Linked DNA regions of Mus musculus: region 1 is linked to region 2. A link is a contact called in ENCODE Hi-C data. All regions are on one chromosome and are shown on one strand. Each heading gives the region's core, a stretch centred on a gene start or an enhancer-like site at or near the end of the contact. The rest is flanking DNA. Distances are from core to core; before and after follow the strand shown.

Region 1 (4,391 bases), core at 1,182-3,681, about 53 Mb before region 2:
ATATCTGATATGCAGAACACCTGATATGTGACTCCTATGAAAGGGTCATTTGACCCCCAAAGAGCTTGTGACCCACAGGTTAGGAACTGTTGGTCTAGGGTCTCGAGAAAATGACGACATGATCCAAAGTATTTGTCTTGGTTGACTTTCTATCGCTGTGATGAAACACCATGACCAAAATCAATTTGAGAATTCAAGTATTCACTTCAACTTCTACACCACAGTCCATAAGGAGAGGCCATTGAAGAATGCTGCTTACTGGCTTTCTCCCCAGGGCTTTCTCAGCCTGCTCTTTTATACACCACCCCCAGGACCATCTACCCAGGGGTAGCACCACCCACAATAGACTGGGTTTTTCCACTAATCAGGAAAATGCACCACAGGCTTGCCTATAGGCCAATCTCGTGTGGACATTATCTTAATAGATTGTCCTCTTCCTAAATGACTTGAGGGTTTGTGTCAAGTTGACAAACACCAACCAGCATAGAATTTGAGTAGCTGTGTCAAATTAAGCAAGCAAGCAAGCAAGCAAGCAGGCAGCTGATTCCTGTGCCTCCCTCTAACTTGTTAGTGCTTAGTCTCACCTTCTTACCCAGTTGACTAGTTTAAAATGACGCAGTTGATAAGCCATATGGAATGCATCCTTGGGCATGTGTACTGACTTCAAGAAAATGCTGTCTCAGGAAAGATATTTGATAAATGATTTTGTATTACTCAGGGCTCCCTAGAGTAACAGAACCTAAAGACCCTCTCTATACGTAGAAAGGAGATTTATTAGAATGACTCACAGGCTATGGTCCAGCTGATCCAAAGATGGCTGCCTACGAACAGAAGAAGATCCAGGAATCCAGTAGTTGTTCATTCCATGAAACTGGATATCTCAAATGGTCTTCAGTATTCCCCCAAATCCAGAAGAAGCAGGCTCTCAGGCTAGTAAATGGACTTGGTAGCTTGAGAGCATGCACAGAAAAAGCAAAAGCGTCCCTCTCCCCTGTCCTTATACAGGCTTTGGGCAGAAGGTGCGGCCCAGATAAGAGGTGTACCTTCCCACTTTAAAGATCAAGTAAGGCAAAAATCCCTCATAGGCATGTCCCTCCATTTTGGGGTTCTAGTTGATTCTGGGTGTAGACAAGTTGACAACAAAAACTAGCCATCAAAGTCATTTTCTTTTAAAATGGTGCTTGCCTTATCTTATTTTTACCATTTTTTTTTGATAGAAAAGGCAGTATATCTCATTTACATTTCCCATACAGCCTAGCTTCAGGTTCCACGAGAGAGACTCTCTCTCATAGGAAGAAGATGGAGATTGATGAATCAGGGGACACACACACACACACACACACACACACACACTAAAAGACAAGAAAACCGCAGCTGATTAATCCAGCTCTTGAAAGTGCAGTACCAACAGAAATGTTTTGTACTCAATGAACTTCAGAGGATCCTGCAACCATTTCCATTTTGACCAGAGGGAGAGCACATCCTGTGGTCTAACAGAGATGTTCTGGGTGGTGCTAACACTGTGATTGGTCCAAACGCAAGTCTTGATGACTCTGGTTGGCACTAAGAATCAAGGCCCCAATTGGTTCAAAACACAACAAGTCTCAGTGACTGATTGGTACTAAGAGACAAGACTGTGATTGCCAATGGTTCTCAACCTGTGGGTTGTGACCCCTTTGAAGGGTCACACATTAGATATTCTATATGTCAGATATTTACATTATGATTCAGAACAGCAACAAAAATGAACAGTTATGAAGTAGGAATGAAATCATTTTATGGTGGGTGGGGAGGTCACCCCAACACGAGGAACTGTGTTAAAGGTCCGCAGCATCAGGAAGGTTGACAAGCACAGGAAATGAGTGTGTTGATCCAGACACCCCTTCCTAAGCTACAATTAGTCTGCTTAGGCTAGCTCAGTGAGTCAGTAGGGAGATCCTCTTGTGTTACCCCATGACAGGCTTCTCCCCAGAGATCATTTCTTGTCTGTTTTCAGTGGTGTGGGTTGAGCTGGTGACATGGAGAAAGTAGCAACAGAGACAGATGGCTTGTGGCAGAAGAGAGACAGACTTCTGGTGGTGGCAGTCATGTTGCACCCAATCAATCCTGGCCAGCTCCCTGTAGAGTCCTGACTATGGGAGCTGTCATCTGGCCAGATGCCTGACAGCTGAAGAAACAGAGCCACCGTTTTAAAGCAGCCAGCCCAGGGAGAAGAAGGCCAACAGTAAAGAATTGGGAAGAGAAGGCAGAGAAGTGAGACCATGCAAGGGTAAAAAGTCATAAGGAGCCATGGAAGAGAAACTGTAGGCATTTGTCACTGGAAGAGTTCCAGGGAGCTCTTATGTTTCCAGAGCCAACGGTTTCAAAACCCAGACCGACAGCTTGTAATACAAGCCCTAGCCTAGGGCCCAAGGCACAAGAACTGTAACATTAGAGGGAGTCTGCGCTTGCAGTAAGTAGCTCCAGCCTGCTAACTCCCTCTGCTCACTGCTGCCAAACATGAAGGAGAAATGAAATTTGCCTGAGTCCAGCGTTTGAAGAGCTTCCTGCCTCTCCACAATGTTTAACGGGGTGGAGCAAACGACCCCTCTGCCAGCTGATGGCCGATTCCCTAGGAATGTGGGTGGCCTGGTTGGATTAGAGAATGATGCTTTGGGCAAGAAGCTGCTGAGTTGAAAGCTTCTGCCTGTGACTCCCAGTCATCTCTTTATTGTCTGGCTTCCTATGGTATGATTTAACAAATCAGTTAATATACCTTACCTACTGTGAGAGTGTTAATGAATATAGTTAGCTATTGGAAACACAAGGTTTTTGGGGTACCCAGACAGTTCCATGAGAATTTACTTCCCATTGAGAGAGAGGGTCCTATTCTTTAAAATCCCTCTCTTAGGTCCAACTTCTCAATATTCAGGTTAGAGAAGAGTTAATTCCAAGTATCAAGAGATCAACTATGTCTTACCTGCGGCCAACATACTGGCTTATCTGATATTGTGGTTTTATTTATGATGTCTGGAGCAATGCGTAATAGCCACCTCTTCATGTATAAGGACAGCCTCCAAGAGTTTACATACCTCCTAACTATTTTAATGCCTTAATTATTTAGAGATTGAAGCCCTCTCTTTCTTCATGTGGCTCCATAGTATGGATATTCATAAATGATATTTTGAGTCAGTATAAATGACAACTTATTTCTCTTTCAAAGGCTCCAGAGTTTAGAGCTATTGATTTGGTCTCAAGCAAATATATCTACTATCATCTATGTGGAAGGTTGGGTCATTATTGCAAGCCCGTATTTGTCTTCTGAGGTCTGGAAAGCCATTTCCAGATGGTTTGTCGGATCTGATTTGCTGTGGGGATGGGGTTGGGGGTAGGGGGAGACAACATTAAATACTTGCACACAATTCTGAAGTGGGGGTCAGAGACTTGGAGCTTGCAAGCATCAGAGTAGAGGGGATTTAAAGCCATTGCTGTCCAAAGAGTTACGTTGGGATTATCATATTGTATGTTGGGAATATTTGCCTAACCTCCTAGCAGTCAGCCGGTATCTGTCCTTCTGCTCCGTCAGGATTTAAGACATAATATTGTACAAAATATGGTGATTGGTTGCTCAAATATAATATCGTCAGCTCCTTCTAGCAACTCACAACTGGCTACCGATGCCAGGGCACTCATCCTAGAGGGCCACTGGAGGCTCGTGTGATCTAATTATTTTTGAATCATAAGTTATGGGTGAGAGCGTCTCTCCTAGTTGCTTCCAGGAACTCTTGCTCCCCGTGGTTAGTACACACACTGTCTTGATGGCTTTTACAGATCAAGAATGGACATTAATTGATCTTCGAGAGCTTTAGAAGCAGTTTGATGTACCAAAGCAGATTAGACTCTCAAAAGCTGTTCCTAATTAGGGCTTTTGTTAAAAGTCTATAATTGTGTACCCATATTCTGTAATAGTCTACCCTCTACAGCAGTCTTAACTAGCTACTGATGGGTCTTAGGCTTTTGAACACTGGAATTACCTGTTTTCTGTTGGCTTCTAGGCTTGGCTAACCTGCAATTGAACCACTCATTTCTTATGAGTGTGTGCTTTAGAGGAATATCTTATATCGATATTCAGTGAGGGGATTAAGAGCCTGGATGGTGTTTCCCAGGCAAAATTTTTTTCCTAAAGATTTATTTATTTATTATATGTAAGTACACTGTAGCTGTCTTCAGACACACAGGAAGAGGGCATCAGATCTCATTACGGATGGTTGTGAGCCACCATGTGGTTGCTGGGATTTGAACTCAGGACCTTCGGAAGAGCAGTAAGTGCTCTTAACCGCTGAGCCATTTCTCCAGCCCCCAACCCAGGCAAAATTCTTAAGTCAAACGGGCAATTAGTAAGTTGTGGTGGG
Region 2 (4,626 bases), core at 364-2,863:
CGCACGCGTGCACTCTTGCTTCACGCCCCAAGTTTACTTTCCTTATTTAAAGCCTTGCAGTTCAAATGCACACCCTGGGCAGGAGCAGCACGGGGCTCCGCGGCGCATTCGTCCTGTGGACGTGGGCGTTATCTGTGCGGGCGCATCTGCCTTTGCGCACACGAGCGGGTCGCGGTCCCCAGGCCTCCCCTCGCTGAGCTGGTGGGGACCCTTTGGCAAGGCTTCCGGAGAAGCTCGTGAAGGATTTCATTCAGTGCTAAGACAGAGAGCTGAGACAGAAAGCAGAAGGAGGCGGCTGCAGCCTTTGTAGTCGCGGAGGAGTGCAGAAAGGTTGAAGCACTATGTCAAACTTTTTTGAAATGGGGTCAAGTCACATTTAGCCAGCGTGGTAAAGCAACAACAACAACAACAAAAGTGGAGGAGGAGAGGGGGCTAGGGACCGCCGCTCCGGTCTGGGTGTGCGTGTGCTGCCCCCTCCGGGAGCCTGGGCTGGACAGGGGCGCCAAGGCCATTGCTCCCGCTACCTATGTGGCCCTCGACCCCCGGGAGAGGCCTGGAGGGTCCTTTATGCAGCTTTTTAGGAAAGCTTTCAAAGGAGCCTGGGGTGTCCCTGCCTTGTCCAGGTGGTGCTATGCTCGCACCCAGTGGGGGTCGCGCCATGTGTTCTTTAATTCCAGGCGGAAGAGCGAGCGGGGGAGGAGGGGTGCGGGGCAGGTAAACGCATGGGGACCTTTCCGGATACGCGGCTGTAGTGGAACAAGGTCCAGACCAGACTAAGGCCGCGGTGGGACGGGAAGGCTCACTCGGTCTTCCCTAAACAACAGAACGGGGATGGGACGCCCGACCGCGCCTGGGACCTAGCCTCCAGCCTTTGGAGAACAGAGCGACTGTCTTGGCTACCAACATTCAGCCGCCAAGGATACCGGGCGGGGGTTCTGAAGTCGCGATACAAGGGAGACCTAACCCTTCTCACACCCGGGAGACCTACGTTTACTGCCCCCACCCCCACCGTCGTAAGGGCGGTTGCTTTTGCACGGGTTGAAAACTTAAGGACCAGTCCCGGTTAGCTAGCAAAGTCCCGAAGTTACTTTTCAGGACAGGACAAGCAAAAGTGTGACGGACCTGCCTTTCCCATACCCTTGCGATCTTTGTGTGTGTGTGTGTGTGTGTGTGTGTGTGCACGCGCGCGCGCGGGAAAGGGAGCAGGACACTTCTCCCCTTCCAGGGCCCCTTGCTCTCCCACCTCTAGTAGCCCCAGCCCTCCCCTACCAGATGGTCTGTCCTCCCTGAGTTTCCACAAGGGAGGTCCTCGGCGATTCGGAGGCAGAATTTCGTCTCCCGCTAAGCTTGCCATACCCCAAAGACCGTTTGTGAGAGCGAGTCTCTTTCAAATGTCTCCCTGTAGAAAAACTGAAAGTAGAAAGGAAGCAATCTCCGAGCAGATGTCTGACCACCCCTACTCGCATACTCGCAGCATTGGGTTACAGGGTCCTAGGAGCCCCAACCCCGCTCTGCGACCCCACATGGGTGAACCCCCGGTGCTTTCACGCCAGTTCCGAACTCCCCCAGGTCGCCCCGTACTCCGCGCGACGAGTCAGGGAGGGCAGCTGAGAACAACGATATAGGTATAAATATTGAGCCGTGACACTGATGCGCCCGGCGCCCCCCTCCCCCGCACTCCGGGCACACTCTGGGCTGCTCCGCACGCCCCCTCTTGTCCCGCTGCGTCCCGCTCGGCGCTCATCCCCAAGGGGCCCCAGCAACCTCTTCCTTTCAAAGACAGCACGAGCCGTGCTGGGGAAGAAAAGTAACTTGGTTTTTCTCCGAGAAACCTGGCCGGATTAGGCAGCCAGGGCGAGTAGAGGGGAGAATGAGGGGAGCTGGTGGAACCCGATGGAAGTCTCCCGGGCAGTCTGATCACACTTTCTCCTTGTCCTCCGGTCTCCTCCTCCTAGGTGCAGAGATTGTGGGCAGACTACGTAATCGCTGCGGAGGGGGAAGAGGAGGGATCTCCGGCGGCGGCGGCAGGGCGCGGAGACTCAGCTGGGCGGAGTTTCGCGGCTGCGCCCGGCTTGCGCCCGCGGGCGAGAAGGTCGGTCCGTCTAGCCCGGGGGCCCCCGAGGCGTGTAAGTCAGAGAGTACGCACCCCGGTTCCTCTGTGCCGCACCGACAGCCTGCAGCCAGCAAGGAGAAGGACAGCCTGGGTGGCGCCGATCAGAGTACGAGTGCTTGGCAGAGATCGGCGAAGGCCCCCGACCTGAAGAATGGCGGCCGCTTCCTGATTCCGAAGCGCCAGCGAGTACAGACCAGTGAGGAGGACTTGCGGCTCTCCACCGTCCGTGAGGTGGCGGTGCTGAGGCACCTGGAGACCTTAGAGCAACCCTACGTGGTCAGGTGAGCCTGGAGCCCTGGCTATGGGGTCCGGGAATGTGCTGGGCAAGGGGCGGCTGGTTGCCCAACTAAAGTTAAGAGTTGAGTTTCCTCAGATAAAACCGGTGACCCTGCTAGACAGGCAGAAAAAGAGACCTGCGGTGGCTCCCCTCCCCCTCCCACACCGCTCTGCGTGCCCCAAGGGGTCTGGGGGCTTTGGGTGTCTTTTAGGGACAAAACCAGACAACCCCAAGCCCTCTAGGACTCAGTCTACAGAATCTTCCTGGGCTGGGTGTTAGTTTTGTTTTTTGGTTTTTTTTTTTTTTCTGTTTGTTTGTCTTTTGGTTTTTTGGGGTTTTTTTTTTTTTTTTTGGTTTTTTGTTTGTTTGTTTGTTTGTTGTTGTTTTTCGAGACAGGGTTTCTCTGTGTATCCCTGGCTGTCCTGGAACTTACTCTGTAGACCAGGCTGGCCTAGAATTCAGAAATCCGCCTGCCTCTGCCTACCAAGTGCTGGGATTAAAGGCGTGCGCCACCACGCCCGGCTCCAATATAGTTAGACTTATAAGTACATTTTTACTTTTTTTTACTACATTTTAATTTTAATTACTACATAAATAAGTAAAAAGCCAATGTAAATAAAGGCCCCCATTGTGCCTATGCTTTAGTTGGGTGGCAAGGGTACATGGGGTGCAACAGCAAAAGATAATGAGACGAGGGAGAATGAGTCTTCTAGAAAGTCAGGTTTTACTAAAAGTGGATTACCATCTGTGTGTCTGTCTGTCTGTCTGTCTGTGTCTTGCACTTCAGAGAGGTCTGTGATCCTGAAAGTTGCTTGCTGGCTTTGAGTCACTCACTACCCTAGAGGATCACTACAGCTGTAGCAAAGGATGAATTTCAACATTAGAATTTAGTATCAAATTTCGTTTGTCTGTTACCTGTGGGGTGTCCAGATAAAAGGTAACAGTCATGTATGTAAATACAAAGTAGCATTCTTCCAAACAAACACCCTTGTATAACCAATCATTGAGTGCAGGTCAATACAAGTCCCTCTAACAGAAGAGTTTTGGCTAGCTGGCTCACCCTGTTCTCCTGTTTTATCCTCTTGTGTCTGGTGTGTCTCTAGATGGTTTTTAGTTGATCCCACAGTAGGAATTTGAATTGTGAATTCAGGAGCATCTGCTTATATGCAAAAAGAAGATGCGCTTTCTAAATTTATTTTACCTCGTTTGACACCTGCCTACTTAGAGTTGTGAGGATAAAGCAAGAGCATAGGTGAAAATCCTCTAAATTTAAAGCCACTTCGGGCACTGGATATGTCAGAGTTTATCAGATCCTTGGCCTAGAACAGGTCCCCGGGAAGGCATAATTCTCCGTCTGACATTTTTACAGAACAAATCAGATTCCTGTTTAGACACAGCAAGACTTGTGTAAGTCCAGCTTGGTGAGTTTTATCATATATATATATATATATATGAATATGGAAGAGGGCTTATGTACAGAGGCAGAAGACCTGTGTCATCGAAGCCCACCCCAGCATGGGTGACAGCTCACAAGGCTGATACCCTAGAGCATACTGTACACTTGCAGTCAGCTCACCGGATTGGAGATTGAGCCTTCCAGGAACCTCCGTTGGTTTCAGACTCTACCAAGCAGCTAGGCTGGTTTCTGCGTTTTGTCTGCTCTGAGTCATTTGCTGATGTGACTCTGCTCTCCTGAGAGGGACACTCATCTCTTACTTGCTTATATGGCAAGGAGGAGCCTAGTGAATCTGCTTAGTTTCAGGGACTTCCTGAAACCCTATTCTGAATTGTTTACTTTCCTGCTTAAGGAGCTTCCTGTCAGATGGGATGTTTTAATCTTGGAGGAGACTGTTACACAGCAGGGACCAAGAAGCTACTTGGGCACCCATACCCTGAATTTGTTAGCAAAGAAAATTGATTGACTATGCGATGAGATTAGTGAAATGACCCTGTGTTTAACTAATAGCATCATCCTCACAAGCCGCCACCTCTGTCACCTTTGGTTTTCTTCCTAGTTTTTTCCACTACCCATCCGCCACTCCTGCACCCAACGACATATGTGGCTAAACTAGAAATTCTTACTGTAGAGGTTTGTGTTTTTAGGGACAGTCTTAGGAAATCAAAGATAAGCAACAGTTCTTTCCCTTCCAAGGGAGAATGTCAAAACTGAGCCCCTGAACCTGTAATTTGTTGTCTTTCCTGGGGCAAGTGTTATTCATAAGCCCAGGTTTTTAAA

Evidence for each region. A loop is a pair of places that touch in the nucleus more often than their neighbours do.
Region 1: a loop to region 2 is called in a map of T-helper 1 cell, with 18 times the contacts of the local background. The contact joins the enhancer-like site here to the promoter of E030030I06Rik in region 2. A Hi-C loop is called at or near these places in 3 of 37 maps with a recorded cell type or tissue (T-helper 1 cell, T-helper 17 cell and T-helper 2 cell).

The regions. Positions count from the first base shown.
Region 1 is chr10:75,463,916-75,468,306 of GRCm38, reverse strand. No RefSeq gene overlaps it. Among named protein-coding and RNA genes, the nearest start is that of 4933407G14Rik, 17 kb to the right of the region's middle. Within about 2 kb of position 2,431, at least 1 of the 3 ENCODE cell types and tissues checked has a DNase peak (open chromatin) inside an H3K27ac peak, as active enhancers do.
Region 2 is chr10:22,146,257-22,150,882 of GRCm38, reverse strand. It overlaps E030030I06Rik (RIKEN cDNA E030030I06 gene), which reads left to right and starts at 1,613. Exons shown (of 2, transcript NM_001254745.1): 1 at 1,613-2,394. The coding sequence starts at 1,871.